Linked DNA regions of Homo sapiens: region 1 is linked to region 2. The links are chromatin loops, found by intact Hi-C in ENCODE. Cell type or tissue: natural killer cell. All regions are shown on one strand.

Region 1 (8,000 bases), 150 kb after region 2:
CAGATGGAAAAAGGGAACAGATCACTCTTCCAGAGCAAGCTAAACTGCTAGTAAGTACAGGCTTGCTTTGGTTCAGTTCCGACCACTGCAATAAGACGAGTCCCAAATTGTTTGGTTTCCTGGTGCATATAAAAGTTATGTTTACATTATTCCATAGTCTATTAAGTGTGCAGTAGCTTTATGTCTAAAAAAAAGCACATAACTTAATTAAAAAAAGCTTTTGCTAAAAAGTGCTAATGATCCCCTGAATCTTCAGTGAGTCATCTTTTTGTTGGTGGAGGGTCTTGATATTGATGGCTACTGACTGATTGGGGTGATGGGTACTGTGGCAGTTTCTGAAAATGTGACAGCAGTGAAGTTGCTGCATCAGTTGCTTCCTTCGACAAAAAATTTCTCTGTAGCATGTGCTGCCGTTTGATAGTATTTTACCCACAGTAGAACTTCTTTCAAAACTGGAGTCAGTCTTCTCAGAATTTGCCGCAATTTTATCCACCAAGTTTATGCAATATTCTAAATCCTTTGTTGTCATTTCAACAGTGTTAAAAGCATCTTCAGCAGAAGTAGATTCCATCTCCAGAAATCACTTTCTTTGCTCATCCATAAGAAGCAACCCCCCTCCCTTTAATGTTTGATCATGAGATTGCAGCAATTCAGTCATATCGCCATCCTCCACTTCTAATTCTAGTTCTCTTGCAGTTTTTACCCCACTTGCAGTGACTTCCTCCAGTGAATTCTTAAACCCCTCAAAGTCATCCATGAGGGTTGGAATCAACCTCTTCCAAAGCCCTGTTCATGTTGATATTTTGACTTCCTATGAGTTGTGAATGTTCTTAATGGTATTTAGACTGCTGAATCCTTTCCAGAAGATTTTCAGTTTACTTTGCCCAGATTCATCAAAGGAATCTGTATTTATGCCCAGGCTGGTGTGCAGTGGTCATAGCTCACTGTAACCTTGACTCCCCGCCCCGGCTCAAGTGATCCTCCTGCCTCACCCTCCTGAGTAGATCACCACACCCAATTAATTTTCTTTTTTTTAGAGATGGTTTCTTGCTGTGTTGCCAGGTCTTGTCTCAAACTCTTGGACTCAAGTAATCCTCTCACCGCAGCCTCCCAAAGTGTTGAGATTTGGCTCCGTGCCTGGCCAAAATGTGTTTCTTAAATAAGATTTAAAAGTTGAAATGACTCCTTGATCCATGGGCTGCAGAATGGATGTTGGGTTAGCAGACTGGAAACAGCATTCATTTTTATTTGCATTTTCGTCAGAGCTCTTACGTGACTAGGTGCGTTGTCAATGAGCAGTAATATGTTGAATCTTTTTTCTGAGCAGTAGGTCTGAACAGTGGGCTTAAAATATTTAGTAAGTTATGCTGTAAATTGATGTGCTGTCTTTCCAGGTTTTGTTGTTGCAGTTACAGAACACAGACAGAGTAGATTTAACATAATTTTTAAGGGACCTGGGATTTTGGAATGTTAAATGAGCATTGGCTTCAACTGGAAGTCACCAGCTGCATTACCCCCTAACAAGAAAGTCAGCCTTTTTGAACCTTTGAGTGCAGCCACTGACTTCTCTCTAGCTGTGAAAGTCCTTGATGGCATCTTCTTCCAATAGAAGGCTGTTTTGTCAAACTTAAATCTGTTATTTAGTGTTGTTACCTTCGTGAACTGTCTTCACTACATCTTCTAGATAAGTTTCTGCACCTTCTGCATCAGCACTTGCTGCTTCACCTTGCACTTTGATGTTATGGAGATGGCTTCTTTCCTTCAACCTCATGAACCAACCTCTGCTAGCTTCCAGCTTTTCTTTCGTAGCTTCCTTAACTCCCTTAGCCTTCATAGGATTGAAAAGAGTTAGAACCTTGTTTTGGATTAGGCTTTGGCTTAAGGGAATGTGTGACTGGTTTGATTTTTCTGTACAGACCACTAAAACTTTCTCCTTTTCAGCAGCACAGCAGTAAGGCTGTTTTGCTTTCTTTCCTTTTTTTTTTTTTGAGACAGAGTCTTGCTCTGTCACCCAGGCTAGAGTACAATGGTGCGATCTCAGCTCACTGCAACCTCCGCCTCCCGGGTTCAAGCAGTTCTCCTTGCCTCAGCCTCCCGAGTAGCTGGGATTACAGGCGCCCACCACCACGCCCAGCTAACTTTTGTATTTTTAGTGGAGATGGGGTTTCACCATGTTGGCCAGGCTGGTCTCGAACTCCTGACCTCAGGTGATCCACCCACCTCAGCCTCTGAAAGTGCAGGTGTGAGCCACTGCTCCCGGCCTGTTTTGCTTTGTTATCATTTGTGTGTTCACTGGAGTAGCACTTTTAATTTCCTTCCAGAACTTTTCCTTGCATTCACAGCTTGGCTGTTTGGTGCCAGAGGCCTAGCTTTGTGTCTGTCTCAGCTTTCCACGTGCCTTTCTCACTAAGCTTCATCATTTTTAGCAATTGATTGATTTTGAGGATGGACACTTCCTTTCACTTGGGTACTTAGAGGCCTACACTGGTAGGTTATTAATTGGCCTACTTTCAATACTGTCATGTCTCCGGGAATAAGGAGGCCTGAATAGAGGGAGAGAGATGGGAAAACTCCCATTAGGTGGAGCAGTCAGAACATACTTCTTTATTAAGTTTGCGGTCTTGTGTGGGCGTGGTTTGTGGTGCCCAAAAGCAGAATAGTAACATCAAAGGTAACTGCTCACAGTTCATTATAATAGATAAAATAATGAACTGCAAGCATTACCAAAAGGTGACACAGAGACAGGCAGTGAGCACATGCTGTTTGAAAAATGGAGCCAATAGAGGCACTTGACACAAGGTTGCCGCAGACCTTCAGTAACTTGAAGCACAATGAAACAGGGCGTTGGAAGCATTTTCTCGAAGCAGAGAAGCTAATTCATTGGAGTAAGTTCAGTGAGCTTTGCTTGATAATTCTTTGAAATAGGTGTGGGAGGCCAGGTGCAGTGGCTCACTCCTGTAATCCCAGCACTTTGGGAGGCCAAGGTGGGAGGATCACTTGAGTCCAGGAGTTTGAGACCAGCCTGGGCAACAAAGCGAGACCCTGTCTCTGTTTAAAAAAAAAAAAAAAAAGAAAGAGGTGTTAGATGTTTAGTCTGATCTCTAACTGCAAACTGTGGTGAGTCATCTTGTTGTTGTTGGTTGGTTGGTTGTTTTGAGACAGGGTCGCTCTGTCGCTCAGGCTGGAGTGCAGTGGCCCAATCTCAGCTCACTGCAACCTCTGCCTCCTGGGCTCAAGCGAGCCTCCCACCTCAACCTCCCAGGTAGCTGGGACTACAGGTGTGTGCCACCACACCCAGCTAATTTTTTAAAATTCTTTTTTGTAGAGAAGGGTTCTCACTATGTTACCCAGGCTGGTCTTGAACTCCTGAGCTCAAGTCATCCTCCTTCCCCAGCCTCCCAAAGTGCAGGGATTACAGGTGGGAGCACCCGGTTGTGAATCTTAATTCTAATTAGTTTATTTCCTTCCCAGATTAAATTAGGTAAGCCACGTAAGGTATGTTCCAGTGAAGATTTTTCTGTTTCATGCCTGCATGGAATAGAAACCCAACTGAAATGACTACTTCTGGAAAAGGACGACTGGGGTTATTTGAAGAGGATAGTGGTTTTCCAGCAGCTGGAACTGCAAAGTGTTTAAGAACTGTGTCTGTTTTTCTCTATGTTTCTCTTCTGGGGCCTGTAGGTTTTCTCTTGGGATTCTCTGCTTCACACCATTCTCTGCATACTGGTGGCTTTTGTTTATTCCTCAGCTCGCACGTGGTTCATCATGGTGACGCTGCGGGCATTTTCATCTAACACAGCTGATGAGCTTTCTGTGGTTTTTGGTTTGTGTTGTTTTTGTTTTTTTCTTCCTTTTCTTGTAGACACGATCTGGCTCTGCCCAGGCTGGAGTGCTGTGGGGCACGACCTTGGCTCACTGCAACCTCTGCCTGCCAGGCTTAAGCCATTCTCCTCCCACCTTGACCTTCCCGGTAGCTGGGACTACAGGCACACACCACCATGCCCGGCTAGTTTTTATTTTTATTTTTACTTTTTTTGAGATGAAGATTGGCTCTGTTACCCAGGCTGGAGTGCGGGTGGCATGATCTTGGCTCACTGCAACCTCAGCCTCCCAGGTTCAAGCAATTCTGCCTCAGCCTCCCAAGTAGTTGGGATTACAGGTGCGCACCACCATGCCCAGCTAATTTTTTTGTATTTTTAGTAGAGACGGGATTTCACCATGTTGGCCAGACTGGTCTCGAACTTCTGACCTCAGGTGAGCCACCATGCCTGGCCCATATTTTTTGATGAGATGGGATTTTGCCATGTTGCCCCAGCTGGTCTCCAACTCCTGTGCTCAAGCTGTCCCCCTCCTTGGCCTCCCAAAGTGCAGGGATTACAGGTGTGAGCAACCGTGCCCCGACACCCTCTGTTTTTAACTGCTGGAAACAGAATCTTGAGTCTGACTAGCTTAGCTTAGCTTAGCCTGTGAATGAATCCCTTGCGTCAGGCATTGCTGGCCGTTTGCTGTGGCTGGAGATAATTAGGCTGATTCTTGAAGACTGTGTTACTGAAATGCAAGCAGTGTTGAAGTTTGATGGGAAGCAGAGAGGGAGATGTTGAAGAAACCTGCAAAAGATGGGAATGGTCCAGTTTCTGAGAAGGCAAGAAGAGATTCAGTGCACAGGTGGCAAGATTGGGTGTAGGCAGAATGAAGGACATATCTTCCTTGATAAAAGGGAGAAAGGAAAACGGATAAAATGTTTTAAAATGAGAACAATAATTTAATTTTATGAATAGTGACTGGGTATATTTATTGGGGAGCCAAATAATAACTGTGTATTTCAGTATCACTTAATGGCTGTAAGTAATTGGGGTCAGATTTATCTCCCCGTCCAAAGGTTTATATTGGCCCTTCCCCAAGGGCAAGCTTTGGTTATATGAAAGAAGAACTTACATTTAATAGCTGATCTAATATGATTAAAAAGAGAATGTTTTCTATTTAATTCACTAATATGCTCTTTCCTCTTTTTCCGTCTAATGGCTTTGTCTTTCTCTTGTTTTTATAGGCTTTGGTGAAGCACGTGCAGTCTAAAGGATACCCAAATGAACGTTTTGAACTTCTCACCAACTTTCCTCGAAGGAAATTATCTCATCTGGACTATGATATTACATTGCAAGAGGCAGGCCTTTGTCCTCAAGAGACTGTCTTTGTACAGGAAAGAAATTAACACCATGGCTTGACCTCTCTCAGCTTACCCCTTTTTTCCCTTTTCCTGTGAGATACATGTCACTAAGTATGCATTTTGGCTCATAGGACCACAGAGCCAAAGTTGGGCAAGCAAGTCACCTTCCTTCTCTTATTTCTTGATCTCTCCTATAATCAGTCTCTTTCTCCCCCTTTGTTTCTTTCTCCTCTTCTGTTTTCTCGCTCCCCACTCCGTACCCTTCTGCCTCCCCCTCCCCCCACACTTTTCTTTCTTACCTAATCTGGTGACCAAACTGAAGTGTAAGGATAAGACCTCTCCTAGTACTAGCAGCAGGAATTGTGTGTTCCAGTAAGTGGTCTCTTGCACGGCACTTTTTTGGGATCAAATGTTAACGTTACTCCCCAGACTCTTCGGGCAAAGGAATGGCTAGATTCAGAGTAAGAACAACCCTCCCTTTTTTGTAAGTCCCCGTGTTTAGCAGGGAGAAGAAATTCTCTAACATGGGTTTGGTTTTGTTGTGTTCTTCATGTGGAAATGTCGCTTAACAAAATATCCAGGCTTTTGTTTACGTGGAAAAAGCATCCCTTGTAATGATTGCTCATCATACTTAAAAACCTTTTTCAAAGGATTTTCATGTTCCCAGCTATAAGGACTATTTCCATGACATGTGTTATTGGCAGAATGAGTGTTAAATATGGAGCATATAGCATGGGGTGACTTTCATTGTCCTAACCTGAGACAGTTTTCCTTATTACTCTGTATTGATCCTGCTAGTCCAAGAATGGACATGAAGTGAACCTATCGTGGTGACTGGGATAGGAAGGTGCTTGCTATTTTTGCCAGCACAGCATATTAGTTCCTTTGGAGCCCTCCATTGTCTGAGTCTGCAGTGATCTGTAGGAAGGCAGCTGGTCAATAATCATGTAGTACAATGGCTTGGAATTGTAACCACTATGGTTATTGATTGTCCTGTGTTGTTTCAGGCATACTTAGGTATGTCCCTGGGGAAAAAGAAAACCATTCAGCTGAGAGTTGCTAACCATGTTCTTTTGGTTAGAAATAATGGTTCATTTTTTGCCCCTGGTTGGAATAGTCTCTAAAAGGCTCTGGTGACTGAATTGAACATGAGTCCGCATGCTGTTTTCTTTCAAAAGGTATCAAAACGGAAAGCCTCTCTAAGGGGAAGACCTTTCAACTCCATTCAGAAGACAACATTTAGTAAGGAGGATGGCGGAGGTTACTAGTAATTTTCAGATGTCTTGGGCTTTTTCTGCCAACAAAACCCAAAATCAAATTAGAGTTGGTGAAAGCTTTCTTCAGTGTTTTTAGAAGAGGCCATCTTGAATCTGTAGAATACCATTTACACATCAACTTCACCCTATGCTCATTTCGTATTTTGAGCTTAAATGGAGTCCTCTGAAGGGGGGGTAGTCGTGATTCTGGTGGCAAAACTAGAACTTTTAACTTGTAAAATGAAAAATATTAAATGGACCTTTTTGTCAGTTGAGGATTTAGATTGATTCTTTTATCTGAGGAGCGTATGTTCCTCAGATGTTGCGTAGAGACCTTTAGGTTTTCATCTACTTTAAGATTGCTCTCTTGGCAATTAGGGGATTTGGGAAAAGAAGAAAAAAAGATGCCATGTGTTGCTAGTACACAGTTATAGGATATGGTTTCTAATGGTTGAATTTTGAGGAACTCTCCCTAAAGAATGAGTTTTATATCTCCTCAAGGAAATCATGGAAAAATCTGTTTATTCTTCAGTGAGTCCTTTTGAATTAATGTTCTTAAATTTTTTTCTAAGTCTGTGTAAGTGCTTATGTATAAGTATATAATTGTATAAATATTTATAAATATATTTATATAATTACGGTTTCATTTCTACCTTGAGTCAAAGTTCTGTCTTTAGATTGGTGACTGAGTAATACTTACACTTTGGTGTTTTTTCTTAGGTTCTTGAGGCTTACTTAACTAGCAGCTTCTGATTTATTGAGTGAAAGATGGTTTTCATGTTAATTCCTCAGTTGCATCTCTGAACTTGGATAACATACTTGCCGTTTGAAAAATAGAGCTGTATACTGTCAAAGGTGCACTGGAGGGTAAAACATTTGTTGGTAGTAGACAAGCTCAGAAATCCAAAAATTCAGGGAGGGCACAGGGTAAGAAGAGAGGTTTGCTCAGCTTTGTGCTCTGATGGCACCCATCTGTACTCCAGCAAAGTCATAGCTGAAGCCCAAATCGCTCAAACGTGTGAAGTCAATCATTTTTCCTATAGGGCTCTGTTTCCTTTTCTTTACCTTCTAGCTTCTCTTGATAAAACAGTTGGGAGAACTGCCAACGTGTTCATCAGTGAGAGGGTGTGGTTCTTTCCGATATGTTCAGCACGTGCATATTCATTTATGAGAAACCAAAGTAACTTCTTCAACTCGGGTTACTGTGGGATGATTAAGTAGATATAAAGTGATTTAAAAGACAGCATGGTACTTTCACTCAGCTTAACATGCAGCTGGGATGTCTACAATACAAGATGTGGTGGGTTTTATTTTATTTTATTTTGAGGCAGGAGTGTAATTATCTTAGGGTTGATATAAAGGCCCATGGGAAGAGTTACGGATTGTACATGGGAAGAATCCATAAGGAGTATTGCCTTGCTCAAGAATTTAATCCGCTGACAGTATGCTTCTTCCAGTTTGCCTTACTTCCTCTGCAAGTTTCTTTGCTCCTTAGGGCAGAGGTTTTATTGAATAGATTAAATGAGGTCAGTAAGATTAGTTAAAAATAGTCATTCCTTGTGGGTGTTGGACACAGCTTG
Region 2 (8,000 bases):
AATTCTACTTTGCCTTACTCACTCTCCAGTGTCCGTGTACCTCATTCTTCTCAGTCATGGGACAACAACTCAGAACTCATCAAATTCGGGAGTAAGAGCTGTAACAATAGTGAGACCTCATCTCTATTTTCATAAATTAAAACAAAAACACCTAAAATATACATCATGAGATCCTATAAATTGTATCTTAATGTGTATTTGTTCTCTAATGAAGTACCATAGTTATTTATACCAGAAAGGAGATTCTTACATCTTGACCATTTATTTATAATATTTATCGAATACCAAATGCCATGTACTAGGTACTGTGGATAACAGAAACATTAAAAATGTGGATCCTGCCCTCGAGGTAAAGATTAAGTGCCGATGCTTTATTTGGGAGGTACAAATTCAGGACAGCCAGAGTGAAGAAAGCTGGAAGGAAGTTAGGTAGAGAAGGATGTGAAGTAATACATGGTGATGTGTTACCTTGCTGTCCCCTCCTTGAAAATGAGCCACAAGAGACACAGCAGCTTTTTCAGCAGGCACACTCCCTCAGTCTTGCCTGTCTCCAGACACACTGGAGAAACCATCCTTGGAAGGAAGAAGAAAAGGGAATTTAAGTATTGTGCTCGGTCAGTCCACTGGTTTCAATTGGTGAAAGTTACTCCATGGGGAGTGACCCCCCCACCCTCCCAGCATGCATTACCGAGGCCCTAGCAGCCTCTGAGAAGTCAGCTCCTGCATTGTTCAGAAGTGGCAGGAGAAGCCAGAGATTCCGGAAATGCAACTGGTGAGCCCCAAAAAGAGCAAGTGATTATGGGTACAGAAAGCAAACAAAGTGAAGGAAATCTGAGGAAGTACATGAAATATATCCATTACACAAGACATAAGCACCTGAAGATAGAAATCAAAATACAGGAGTTCAATAGTAAAACTGCAATAAAAATCAGTATCACTGGGCAATATATGACTGGGTGAGTTTAGAAAAGGGGCATTACTGGTGGTGGGGAGTGCATTAAATTGCACATAAAAGTGCACTCTGGAAGAAGTGAATTAATTTTTTTTTTTTTCGAGACGGAGTCTTGCTCTGTCAACCCAGGCTGGAGTGCAGTGGTGCAATCTGGCCTCACTGCAACCTCTGCCTCCCGGGTTCAAGCAATTCTTCTGCCTCAGCCTCCCGACTAGCTGGGATTACAGGCACCTGCCACCATGCCCAGCTAATTTTTGTATTTTTAGTAGAGACTGAGTTTCAACATGTTGGTCAGGCTGGTCTCGAACTCCTGACCTTGTGATCCGCCCTCCTTGGCCTCCCAAAGTGCTGGGATTACAGGCATGAGCCACCGTGCCTGGCCCAACTGCATTAAATTGGTGTTTGAAGTAGGCACAGCCACAAAGCAACCCATTTAGGATGAACCGAGAAAGCAATGTCATGAAAGCAAAACGTTTGGATGACAGAGAATAAATCATAGTTGCATGTTTAAAAGAATAATGGGAGATTCGATGGGAAAAGCAGGTTGTGGACATATTAGGAAGCCTGAAGGCCAGGTGCAGTGGCTCACGCCTGTAATCCCAGCACTTTGGAAGGCCAAGGCCGGTGGATCACCTGAGGTCAGGAGTTCGAGACCAGCATGGCCAACATGGTGAAACCCCATCTCTACTAAGAATACAAAAATTTGCCAGGCGTGGTATTACAATGCACGTGGTATTACAAGGCACGCGCCTGTAATTGCAGCTACTCGGGAGGCTGAGGCATGAGAATCGCTTGAACCCAGGAGGTGGAGGTTGCAGTAAGCTGAGATCAAACCACTGCACTCCAACCTGGGCAACAGAATGAGGAGCCATCTCAAAAAAACAAACAAACGAACAAAAAACAAGCCTGAAATTCCAAGCTAAGGTACTGTTACTGTAGACAACCAGATGACAGTCCCAGGTTTCTTTTTTTTTTCTTTTTTTTGAGACAGGGTCTTGCCCTGTCACCCAGGCTGGGGTGCAGTGGTACGATCACTGTTCACTGCAGCCTTGACCTCCTGGGCTCAAGTGATCCTCCCACCTCAGCCACCAGAGTAGCTGAGAGTATAAGTGTGAGCCAGCACACCGAGTTAATTTTTTTATTTTTTGTAGAGACAGGGTCTCACTATGTTGCCCAGGCTGGACCTGAACTCCTGGGCTCCACTGATCTTCCCGCCTTGGCCTTCCAAAGTGCTGGGACTACAGGTGTGAGCTATCACAGACAATAACAGGTTTCTGAACCCACATTGAAATGAAAGTTCCCAAAGACTTCTACCAACGACCGATGTCTCCTCGTTGTTCTCAACCTGGAAACCATCCCCTACCCAGCCTGAATGCTCTCAGCAGCCTCAAAACAACTTAAAGGCTGCTTTCACGCACAGTGATTTTCTTTTCTCTTCCTTCACACTGATTGATTCCCTCAAAAAATGCAGGTCCGGAGCTGGCTATGGAGTTGCAAGCTCTAGACCCAGCTACTCCAGAGGCTGAGGCGAAAGAATCCCTGGAACCCTGGAGTTGTAGTCCAGCCTGGATAAAACAGTGAGACCCCAATTCTTTTATCTATTTATTTATTTGTATTTTTTGAGGTGGAATTTTGCTCTGTCCCCCAGGCTGGAGTGCAGTGGCACAATCTCGGCTCACTGCAGCCTCTGCCTCCCAGGTTTAGCGATTCTCCTGTCTCAGCCTCCTGAGTAGCTGGAATTGCAGGAGCTTGTCACAATGCCCAGCTAATTTTTGTATTTTTAGTAAGGACGGGGGTTTCACCATGTTGGCCAGGCTGGTCTTGAACTCCTGACCTCAGGTGATCCGCCCGCCTCGGCCTCCCGAAGTGCTGGGATTACAGGCGTGAGCCACCGCACCCGGCCTTGTTTGGCTGTTGATTTTGTTTTGAGGTTTCCCTTTTTCTACCCAGAAACCAAGAAACCAGGGGTGTCTGAGGCCTCGCAGAAATCTCAGGGAAAGGTCAGGCTCCACCCAGGCTGCACTAGGCGGGGCTGCGACGCCAGGGCGGGACCGTCTCCGGCTGGGAGGGAGGGCGGGCGGCGCGCAGACCCCGGAAGTCCCGCCCCGGGAACGTTCGCCCTTGGGCAGTTTTCTGGGTGGGAAGTGCGATTTTGGCGGGCGGTTGTGACGTTGCTAGCGCTTGTCCGGTGGCTGCTGCGCTGCCGCAACGAATAGGGTTTCTGGCTGCGTAGGAGGGACGGGGGCGCGGAGCTCTGGGAAACTGCGCCAGGCGCCCGAAAGGTGAACACGGGAGTCGCGCGTCTCCCCCGCAGCAGCGGTAAAGCGGAAGTTATGCTGCAGCCGGAGCCCGGGCTTCCTCCCGGAGCCGCGTCCCGGGGCCCGGCTGCCCCGAGCTGAGCGGAGCATCCTTTCCGGGTGAGGGGAGGAGAGGACTTGGCGCGTTCCCCTCGCTGCCCCGGGAGCCGCAGCCGCGGTGTTCATGCCGCGGAGCAGCCAGGCTCCTCCGACGAAAACCTGCATTTATTTGCTGGCGGGACGTTTGCCTTGAAAATGGACAAAGACGCCGCCCTCCGGGGTATTCCTGTTTGCCTGACCCTGAGAGCGCCTTTTTGCTTCAAGACGTGTTGGATGCTCCTGTTCTCCGAATTCTGATACGCTTCTGGGCATAATACTGAAACACAAAACTGCTTTTGCTCTCTCTGTGGTTGGCCGAAAATAGGATTCTTTTTCGTGCAGGTGTCGTTGTTTAGTCGGCTTTACTAACATATTGAAATGGCTCTACCCAAAGACGCCATCCCCTCGCTGTCCGAGTGCCAGTGCGGGATCTGCATGGAAATCCTCGTGGAGCCCGTCACCCTCCCGTGTAACCACACGCTGTGTAAACCGTGCTTCCAGTCGACCGTCGAAAAGGCGAGTTTATGCTGTCCCTTCTGTCGCCGCCGGGTATCGTCGTGGACTCGGTACCATACCCGAAGAAATTCTCTCGTCAACGTGGAACTGTGGACGATAATTCAAAAACACTATCCCAGGGAGTGCAAGCTTAGAGCGTCTGGCCAAGAATCAGAGGAAGTGGGTGAGTAAACCATGGCGTGTTTGTTGGCCAAAAGCCGCAAGTCTTTGAAAAGGTGAATCATCACTTTTCCATTTAAAAAGTAAAAACAAACCAAAAAACCCGACTAGTATTTGTCTAAATAGTTCTCAGAGGTTAGGGGGTTTATGGGTCCCCAAATGTCGATGGATTATAAAGTCAAGGGCAAGATTTTGTCCATTGTCAAAATGCCCGCGCTGTGTTCGATGGGTGTTTGTTGTGTTAAAAATTAAAGAATTGCCCGTCTGGAGCCTTCTTTTTTTTTTTTTTGAGACAGGATCTCGCTCCGTCCTCCAGGCTGGAGTGCAGTGGCGCGATCTCGGCTCCCTGCAACCTCCGCCTCCCGGTTTCAAGCGATTCTCCTGCCTCAGCCTCCCGAGTAGCTGGGGTTACACGCGTGCACCATCACGCCCGGGGAATTTTTCTGTTTTTTAGTAGAGACGGGATTTCACCATGTTGGCCAGGCTGATCTCAAACTCCTGACCTCAAGGGATCCGCCCGCCTCGGCCTGCCAAAATGCTGGGATTACAGGCTTGAGCCACCGCGCCCGGCCTCTGATTTACTTATCTATACATCTCCATTCATTTAATTCTTGATTCTCCTAATCATGCGACGAGGCTAAAGTCGCTTTTTTATCACTCAACCCTGCACCCGGTAGACTCAGGAGCCCCAAACTGAACCCTTGACTCTTTCCTCCACTAATGTGAGCAATAAGCCGGGCGGTGGTTCCTGTCTGGGCTTAGGATATGGTGTCTCCGTTCTCTCGTGGACAGGTCTTTTTTTTTTTTTTTTTTTTTTTTTTTCTAATTTTTTTTGGTCACAGTTATATGTGTACCTGCCTTTTAAACATACGTTTATTTTATTGTAAAAAAATGCCATTTTAAACATTTTTAAACAATAGTTAAAAGAAAAAGCTTTATTCAAATGCTCGCAGACCATACAATTCACCTACTAAAAGTGTGCGGTTGGCCGGGAGCGATGGCTCACAGCTGTAATCCCAGCGCTTTGGGAGGCGGAGGTGGGAGGATCTCTTGAACCCAGGAGTTGAGGCCGGTCTGGGTAACATAAATTCAGTAAAATGTTTAAAAGTGTGCAATTTAATGGTTTTTGGTATATTGCGTTATTTTTAAAATATTGTCCAAAATGTATATAACAAACTGACATTTTAACCATTTTTAAGTACAATTCAATAGCATTAATTACATTCACAATGTAACCATCACCACTGTTTCCAGAACTTTTCATCACCCCAGATAAACTCTAACCGTGAGGCACTGACTCCCCATTTCACCTTTCCCCCCAGCCTCGGCACCTTCTATTCCACTTTCTGTCTCTATGAATCTGGCCATTCTAGGTATTTCATAGAAGGGACTCATGCAATATAGGATCTTGTGTGTCTAGCTTATTTCACTTAGCGTGTTTCTGAGGTTCATGTACAGTGTGGCATGGATCAGTACTTCATTTTTCGGGCTGAATAATAATTTGTTTTACGGATATACTTGTTACATTTTGTTTATCCATTGGCTGGACATTGGTTTTTTTCACCTTTTCGTTATTTGAATACTGGCGATACGAACATTTATGTACCAGTATGTGTTTGAATACCTGTGTTCAGTTCTTTTGTCTATATATCTACGAGTGGAATTGCTGGATCCTATGGTAATTCTGTGTTTAGCTTTTTGAGGAACTGCCACATTGATTTCTACAGTGGCTGTACCATTTTACATTTCCATTAGCAGAGTACGAAGTTTCCAGTTTCTTCACTTCCTCACCAACACTTGTTATTTTCCGTGCCATGCTAGTACATGTGAACTGGTATCTTAACTCTGTGTGTCAAAAAATTGCGGGGCCGGGCGCGGCGGCTCACGCCTGTAATCCCAGCACTTTGGGAGGCCGAGGCGGGCGGATCACGAGGTCAGGAGATCGAGACCATCCTGGCTAACACGGTGAAACCCCCTCTCTACTAAAAATACAAAAAATTAGCCGGGCATGTTGGCACGCGCCTGTAGTCCCAGCTACTCGGGAGGCTGAGGCCGGAGAATGGCGTGAACCCGGGAGGCGGAGCTTGCAGTGAGCCGAGATCACGCCACCGCACTCCAGCCTGGGAGACAGAGCGAGACTCCGTTTCAAAAAAAAAAAATTGTGGTAAAATATAGCAAGATTACCATTTTAACCACTTAAAAATGTTTTTGACTAGAAAGAAGGGAGGAAAATTTTAACCGTTTGTAATTGTATGGTTCAGTGGCATCGCCTCCGTTCACACTGCTGTGCATCCGTCACCACCGTCCATCTCCAGAACTTTTTAATCCTCCCAAACTGAATTTCCACACCCTTGAGGCTCACCGTTCCTCCCTCCTACTATCCCCTGGCAACCACCGTTCTCCTTTCCATTTCTGTGAACCCGACTGCTTCTAGGTACCTCCTGTAAGTGGAATTTTCATAGGTTTTGTCCTTTTGTGTCTGGCCTGTTTTACCTAGCGTAATGTTTTCCAGGTTCATCCATACTGCATGTGACAGCATTCCCTTCTTTTCCAGGCTGAATAATGTTCCAGTGTATGTATATGCTACATTAAAAGAAATCTGTTCCTCTGTCAGTGGACACTTGGCTTGCTTCCACTTCTCGGCTATTAGAAATAATGCTGGTGTGAACTTGGGTGTACAAATGTCTGTTCAGGGGCCTGTTTTCTATTCTTTTGGGTGTATACCTGGAAGTGGAATTTCTAGATCCTATGGTAATTCTATGTGTGATTGGTTTTGGAAACCGCCATACTGTTTTCCACAGTGACTGTACCGTTTTACATTCCCACCAACAGTGCGTGGGTGTCCAGTTTCTCTGCACCCTCGCCAACACTTGCTATTTTCTGGGTTTTGATAGTAGCCATCCTGGTGAGTATGAGGTGGTATCCCATTGTGGTTTTTATTTGCATGTCCCCAATGACTAAGGATGGCGAGCATCTTTGCATGCATTTATTGGCCATTTGTATATCATCTTCGGAAAAATATGAAATATCTATTCAAATCCTGTGCTCATTCATTCTTTTTGTTTCTGTTTTTCTCCCAAAACCCAGAAAAAGCCACAACTTTGCCTGTCATTTAATCAGGTTGTTTTTTTGAGTTGTGGGCATTCTCCTGCCTCAGCCTCCTGAGTAGCTGGGATTACAGGCATGCGACACCACACCCAACTAATTTTTGTATTGTTAGTAGAGATGGGGTTTTGCTGTGTTGGTCAGGATGGTCTCAATCTCTTGACCTCGTGATCCACCTGTCTTGGCCTCCAAAAGTGCTGGGATTACAAGCGTGAGCCACCGCGTCCGGGCTGTTTTAGTTTTTATCCACCATAGATGAGTTTTTTCTGTTCTGGAACTTCATATAAATGGAATTCTTTTTATTTCCTAGGGCTACTGTAACAAAGTACCACGAACTTAGCAGAAATTTATTCTCCCTCAGTTCTGAAGAGTAGAACTCCAAACCCAAGATGCTAGCAGGGAGCAGGGACATGTACATTGAAGGCTCTGGGAGAGAATCTGTTCCGTGCCCTTCTCCTTAGCTTCTGGTGTGGCTGGAATCCATGGTGTTCCTGGTTTGCAGCTGAGTCACTCCAGTCTCTGCCTCCATTGGCACGTAGAGTTTCCCGGTGTGTCTGTCTTTACATGGCCGTCTCCTCTGTGTCTCTCTCTTTTTTTTTTACCAGGACACTAGTTATATTGGATTAAAGGCTCTGTACTCTTTGTATGAACTCCATTATATCTGTAACAACCTGTTTCCAGTTAAGACCACATTCTTAGTTACTGGGAGTTAGGACTTAAGCATATCTTTTGGGGGGTTATTCAGCATAAGGTTCAAGATTTATTCTTTTTTTTTTTTTGAGACAGTCTTGTTCTGTCACCCAGTCTGGAATGCAGTGACAGGATCTCGGCTCACTGCAACCTCCGTCTCCTGGGTTCAAGTGATTCTCCTG

Evidence for each region. Peaks named below come from ENCODE experiments on the same cell type or tissue, not always from the same donor. Only the 100,000 strongest peaks of a DNase experiment are listed, where the experiment ranks them.
Region 1: a loop joins it to region 2, with 14 times the contacts of the local background. A loop is called at or near these places in 2 of 110 quality-filtered maps.

What each region holds. Positions count from the first base shown.
Region 1 is chr3:196,353,894-196,361,893 of GRCh38, reverse strand. UBXN7 (UBX domain protein 7) reads left to right here. Exons shown (of 11, transcript NM_015562.2): 10 at 1-50; 11 at 5,048-8,000. The coding sequence ends at 5,209. Among named protein-coding and RNA genes, the nearest start is that of TM4SF19-DYNLT2B, 19 kb to the right of the region's middle. In natural killer cell, no CTCF peak of the experiment used is centred here; a DNase peak (open chromatin) is centred at 3,783; H3K27ac peaks cover 878 bases.
Region 2 is chr3:196,498,900-196,506,899 of GRCh38, reverse strand. It overlaps RNF168 (ring finger protein 168), which reads left to right and starts at 3,132. Exons shown (of 6, transcript NM_152617.4): 1 at 3,132-4,027. The coding sequence starts at 3,727. It overlaps SMCO1 (single-pass membrane protein with coiled-coil domains 1), which reads left to right. Exons shown (of 3, transcript NM_001077657.3): 3 at 1-21. LOC105374306 (a long non-coding RNA gene) reads left to right here and starts at 4,848. Exons shown (of 2, transcript XR_924896.3): 1 at 4,848-6,466. LOC105374307 (a long non-coding RNA gene) reads right to left here and starts at 1,548. Exons shown (of 3, transcript XR_924897.3): 1 at 689-1,548; 2 at 469-573; 3 at 8-98. RefSeq lists a silencer at 2,883-3,182 and enhancers at 3,803-3,892, 3,933-4,002, 3,654-4,337, 4,338-5,022. In natural killer cell, no CTCF peak of the experiment used is centred here; DNase peaks (open chromatin) are centred at 3,089, 4,009, 4,719, 5,369 and 2 weaker places; H3K4me3 peaks cover 3,859 bases; H3K27ac peaks cover 1,848 bases.